Regions from separate parts of the Mus musculus genome. Here region 1 is linked to region 2. The links are chromatin contacts, found by Hi-C or POLR2A ChIA-PET in ENCODE. All regions are on one chromosome and are shown on one strand. The core of a region is the stretch at or near the end of the contact, and the rest is flanking DNA. Distances in the headings are between cores, read along the strand shown.

The links. A loop is a pair of places that touch in the nucleus more often than their neighbours do. ChIA-PET counts read pairs that join two places held with the same protein, here RNA polymerase II (POLR2A).
Region 1: a map of heart shows a loop between it and region 2 (4-fold over the local background). The contact joins the promoter of Ralgapb here to the promoter of Snhg17 in region 2. A Hi-C loop is called at or near these places in 3 of 37 maps with a recorded cell type or tissue (heart and v-Abl transformed pro-B cells). POLR2A ChIA-PET finds 5 or more read pairs at or near these places in 3 of 5 experiments (Patski and embryonic stem cell).

What each region holds. Positions count from the first base shown.
Region 1 is chr2:158,408,589-158,411,288 of GRCm38, reverse strand. Ralgapb (Ral GTPase activating protein, beta subunit (non-catalytic)) reads right to left here and starts at 1,436. Exons shown (of 30, transcript NM_001291138.1): 1 at 1,186-1,436.
Region 2 is chr2:158,360,135-158,362,834 of GRCm38, reverse strand. It overlaps Snhg17 (small nucleolar RNA host gene 17), which reads left to right and starts at 1,313. Exons shown (of 6, transcript NR_027887.1): 1 at 1,313-1,430; 2 at 1,765-1,892; 3 at 2,236-2,371. RefSeq lists a cis regulatory region at 1,105-1,381.

The DNA.
Region 1 (2,700 bases), core at 187-2,686, 48 kb before region 2:
TCCAGAGGCTAGAGAAACCATAACCATGAGTGCCGTATATTATGGGAAATTGTAAACCAACAGTTTTTGCAAGGAATGTATACATTTTTTTTAAAAGCTCTGCTAAGAATCCATAATTGGGTCTCACCCTCAAGGAGGCCTACCTACCAAAGGGGTGGTAGTCTGTGGATCTAAGGAAAAGTTCTCTCTTAGTGAACAGCTACCATCCTAGCACTCAGGAGGCTGAGGCAGAGAAATGGAGAGTTCCAGCAATAGAACAAGGGCGCGCTGGGGGGAAGGGAGTGACAATATGAATTTCTGCCAGTGGAATCCACGATCTTAACAAGCATCCTCCTGCACACATAAACTGGAGAGGCACTGTCAGACCTCTGAGATTACATGCTTTCACACTTGTCAAACCTCACTATAGCCCAGAACCACTAGGGGATCTCCGGAAAGACAAATACTAGAAAGATACTAGTATTTGTCTCCCCCTACCCTCTAGACATGGTGGTTTAATTAGTTTGAGGTGCTATGGCACCAGGAATCTTTTCAAAACTCCCCAAGTGATTTTTACCGTGCATCAAAGTTGGACATCCAATGACCTAATTGGTTAAGAACCTGGATCGGACTGTCAAGGCTGCTTGAGTTCAAATTACCCAGCTCTATGACCTTGGGCACCAAAGGCGCCCGATCGCTCTGGGCCTCGGTTGCCTGGTCCGTAGAATGGGGTAACAGTCCTGCCGTGCAGGGTGCTCAAATTCCCTATCTGGCCTGGGCCTGGCGGAAAGCAAGCATTTGCGGAGGGTGGCTGTTTACTCTCCTCGCAAGCGTCACCGTGCCCTGGGCAGTAGCATCCTCACCGGACGGCAGCAACTCCACCTGCCCCTCGGTGGACCGCATCCTCCCCGGAGTTGCCGCTGCCACTCCAGACCCGCCCCTGTCCCCAGGCTGCCAGGGGGGCGCTCCGCCAGTCCGACCCTCCCGGGTTCGCTCACACCCGGCAGAATCCGCGGGCCAGGACTGTGCTCCCGCGCCCGGTGCGGCCACTTCAGAACCCAGGAATGCGCCCGCCGACGCTCGGCCCCGGGAGCAGCGGAGGTTCAAAGAGCCCCTGCCTCAGTAGCTGCTGAGGAGAGGGAAAAAAAAAAAAAAAAGCACGGCGAGAGGGGAGGGTCCGGCCGCACCGCGCCGGCCGCCGCGTACCTGAGGCGACGGGCGGGGCCCGCATCGCTGGGCGGGCGCACCGCGGGCCGCACTCGGCCTGCCGCCTCACGCGACCCGCGCCATCCGGCCCGCGCTGCCACTGCCCCGGCCGGCCCTCCACCGGCAGTCAGTCCGTCCACCCGTCAGTGACTCTCCCAGGGCGCCCAGGGGACGACGAACACCGGTCGCTTGGCCGGCCGGCTGGGCTCCGTTCAAGCAACTTCCGACTGCCAGGGGCGGTGGCGTCAAATAATTCCCCAGCCGAAGGGACTACTGCGCCTGCGCGGCGCTGCTGACCCGCGACTTCTGAAGGGACCGAGTGGGCAGCGTCAAATAAGTCTCCGAGCCTGGAGCCGGAAGCTGCGCGTGCGCAGCCGTCCCAGAGGGCCGCGCGAAGCGCGATTGCCCACACCGCCCCCTTTCGGGCTTCGGTGGAGTGGGAGGAGTAAAGTGACGGACACTTACGTCATCGCGGTGCCAGCTCCAGAAGCAATCTGGCTTCTACATGTTCTTAGTGCAGAAGAGTAAGGGGCTTCTCTATGAAAAGTTGGCTACCATTCAGGCTAAAGGAATGTCTCACATCTCAGCATTGTAGCTCTTCCTTTGCCCAGCCCCTTATTACATGGGCGCAGCATTATTATGGGCAATGTCCTCGCCAGGCCTGACGTGCTTTAAAAGGATGATTCAGAACCTGTCACCAACGAGTTGTATCTGATCGGGGAGATAAGCTATTACTAACAAGAGATACAAGTTCGAGCACCTGCCATGCACCGGACGTTTTGCAAACAGTACCACTGTCAAGAATTTCGTTTCAACTTCCACGAGGAAAGTAACAACATTTTAGACGTACTCCCCACGTGTCAGGCTGAGAGGAAAGAGGGATGGAGACAGCTTCATAGAGAGCCTGGCCTTGTGACTGACCTTGGAACTCAGAGGTGGAGGGATCAGGGTGTTAGGCTGTGCAAAAAACACATTTGTATGGAAAGCAGAGAAAACGGTGACTGTCATCCTCAGAAGAGACCATGAACCAAGTAGGAGTGAAGAAGAAACTAGTGCCCTCGTAGAAGAGATAAAACAAGGATTCTTTAAGACCACAACCTCACCTACAGGAAGAGGGGAAGGGGTGGGTAACAATGTGCCAGGACAGTGTGTGGATGAAGCAGTAAAGTTCAATTAGACAGTTTTTGATAAGTGCTTTATCACATGGTCACTATTCCAAGCCCCTCTCTCCTTCCCACTTCTACACTACAGAGGCCAAAAAGCAAAGCCCCCTCCCCTGCTTGACAGCATACCAGTGAAACAAAGTTCTAGTCCATAAAGCATAAACCAAAGTTCCAAGGGAGACTTAGGATATAAAGGAAGTCCTGAGAAATTTTGTGTCCTTCAACTTTCCCCAACTTCATGATTGGAACCATGGTATAATACAATGCCAGGAGATGTGGCAGTCATTCTGAGATCTTGCAGAAGACTCTACTATAAATGTAAAACAAGGCAAAGAAACCTGCCTCTTTAGGA
Region 2 (2,700 bases), core at 64-2,563:
CTGGATGAGTGGTCAGTGCTCTTAACCGCTGAGCCATCTCACCAGCCCTAAAAAATATATATATATATATTTAATATATATTTAATATATATTTATATATATATTTAATATATATTATATATATATATATTAAATATACTTATTTAATATATTTAATATATAATACATATTTAATATATAATATATATTTAATATATATTTTAATAATATATATATATATTTTTTAATGGTTTTTTGAGACAGGGTTTCTCTGTATAGCTCTGGCTGTCCTGAAACTCACTTTGTAGACCAGGCTGGCCTCAAACTCAGAAATCTGCCTTCCTCTGCCTTCTAAGTGCTGGGATTAAAGGTGTGCGCCACCACGCCTGGCTTCCTTCCTTCCTTCCTTCCTTCCTTCCTTCCTTCCTTCCTTCCTTCCTTCCTTTCTTTCTTTCTTTCTTTCTTTCTTTCTTTCTTTCTTTCTTTTAATGCTATGCCTGCGAGTGTTTTGCCTGAAATACTATGTGTACCACTTTTACAGGCAGTGTTTACAATGTACAGAAGAGGGCGTCATATCCCCTAGAACTGGAGTTACAGACAAACATTAGGCTCTCTGTATGAGTACTGGGAATTGAACTCAGGTCCTCTGCAATTGCTTTAAGTCACTGAGCCATCTCTCCAGCCCAGACTATCTTTTGTCTTTAAGTCACCCTTAGAGGCGGAAGAGATGGCTGGCTCAGAGGTCATTTGGACTCTTTCAGTGGAGTTCCTTCTTCAGCCCCAAGGGCAGAGCTGCTGTACATAGGGCCAAGAGCCACATTTGGCCTAGGATCCAAGCAGAGTTTGGGAGTATGAAGACTTGGAAACACGTGAGCTCCTTCTCAAACATCTGTCTCTCATCTGTTACTTGGATCAGGACTTTTCTGGTTAAGGGAATCGTCCCATCGGCCTTATGATTTTTAGGTAGACTTTTAGCAAAGCATTCATTCTTTGCTCTCATCCCTTCCACATGCCAGTCTCAAGCCACTACTGACCTCGTGTGGTGGTGTTTAAAGTCATCATTTGTTCCTTTGTGACACCACTGAGCCATGTGCTGTGGAATCAGTAGTTTGTAAGAGAGGTCTGCTTCAGAACAAACAGAAAAAATACGGCAAACGAGAGACAGTTTCCTCCTAAAACGTATCATTGTTTAAAAAAAAAAAAAAATTAACTTAATATGTTCAAACAGTTGTTAGTCTCCTCTCCTCGTGGGGGCGCTGGAGGGCCCGCCGCTCGGAGATGCTGCTCTAGGCTGCAGCGTGCTTTGTCATTTGTTCTTCCGCCAGCGCCCATCGTGAAGACCACAGTTTCCTGTCGCGTGGATGTGTTTCCTCTCTGGCCATTGCCATCCGCCCAAATCTACAGACATCCCGCATGTTCCCGGGCTCGTCTCCCCAATACAGGGCACCAAGGTGAGTGCAAGGTGCATGGGCAGCGCCGTTTCCTCCATCAAGGAAACCGGGCTGCGGGCCGTCGGTGGGCGGCTGGTCTGCTGGGTCTAGAGGAGGGAGGGCCTCAAGCCGCGTGCTTTTCACCGTCTGAGTATCTGAAGCCTCAAAGCCATGTCTGTCGCCTACAAAAAGTGGGTCGGTGTTTACGACCTGTGTCCCATGTTTTTAGCATCCTACCAAGGCGAATCCATTGACCAGGATTTAAGTTGAGACTCCCCCAGGACCCCGGGTGCAGCATCTGGGTCCCCCTGCCCCGCCCTGCCTTGCGCCGCAGCCGCTTCCGTTGTCCTGCCAGGCTGTAGACTGCGCAGCCCTCCTGGAGACAGATGGAAGCTCCTTGGGTCGACAGATTACAGCTTCTGGAACCCCCTACTCCCTTCAACTCCGAGATGGACACCCACTGTCCAGGGAGAGGATGCCTGGGTAAGTGCTCTGCTATTCGGGAGCAACTTGAAGCCCGGGTGCCTGTAATTGGCCTTCCCATGGGTACCAGCAGAGGGGTGGTGTGGAGTTCTGATTACTACTTTTGAGGAGGTCGACAAAGCCACTGTGCAGAGAGAAGCTCGGTGAGGGCTCGAAATAACCAAGGGCAAGATTCTGGGGACAGTTCTGTTCCATGTTGCATAGTGGGGATTACAGAGGAAAGGGGGGGGTGTCTATGCTCCGTGGTTTGCTACCTGGCAGCTTTTGTGTTTGGGATTCTGGGTGCTTTCCCAGGTAACTGGGTGCTGTTCATGTGGCTCACCTGGGCTTATTGTATTTGCAGAAATAACAGCTGGGATCTACAGTGGCCAAAGAGTTGTCTCCGTCTTGCTACATCGACAAACTGGTGCTCCTGAGTGAGGATTGTGCCCTGGGATGGGGGATTCAGTTTCTTCATTTATAGTTGGAAGTGGGTGAAGGTGAGGTGAGGCTGGGTTCTTTGAGGTGTGCCTGCTTGTTGCTGTACCCACTTGGGATCTGTGTCTTGTGTGTCCTGTGTTCCCACTGTCGCTTCTGTACCCTTCTGCTTTACTCTGGTGGGTGGAGAGCAGAATGGAAAGGAGCCAGAAGATTTTGGGGGTCATATGCACCATCCAGATTTCAGCCACTGCTCTCTGCTGGCTTCCGGGCCTTGTCTGGTTCTTGATTTCCTCATCTGAAAAATGGGACTACCTCTGTGACATAAGAGTCCTGTCACCTCAGTTCTGCCAGCTGGGCAGGTTGCATTGATCTAAGACAGCAAGTGCTG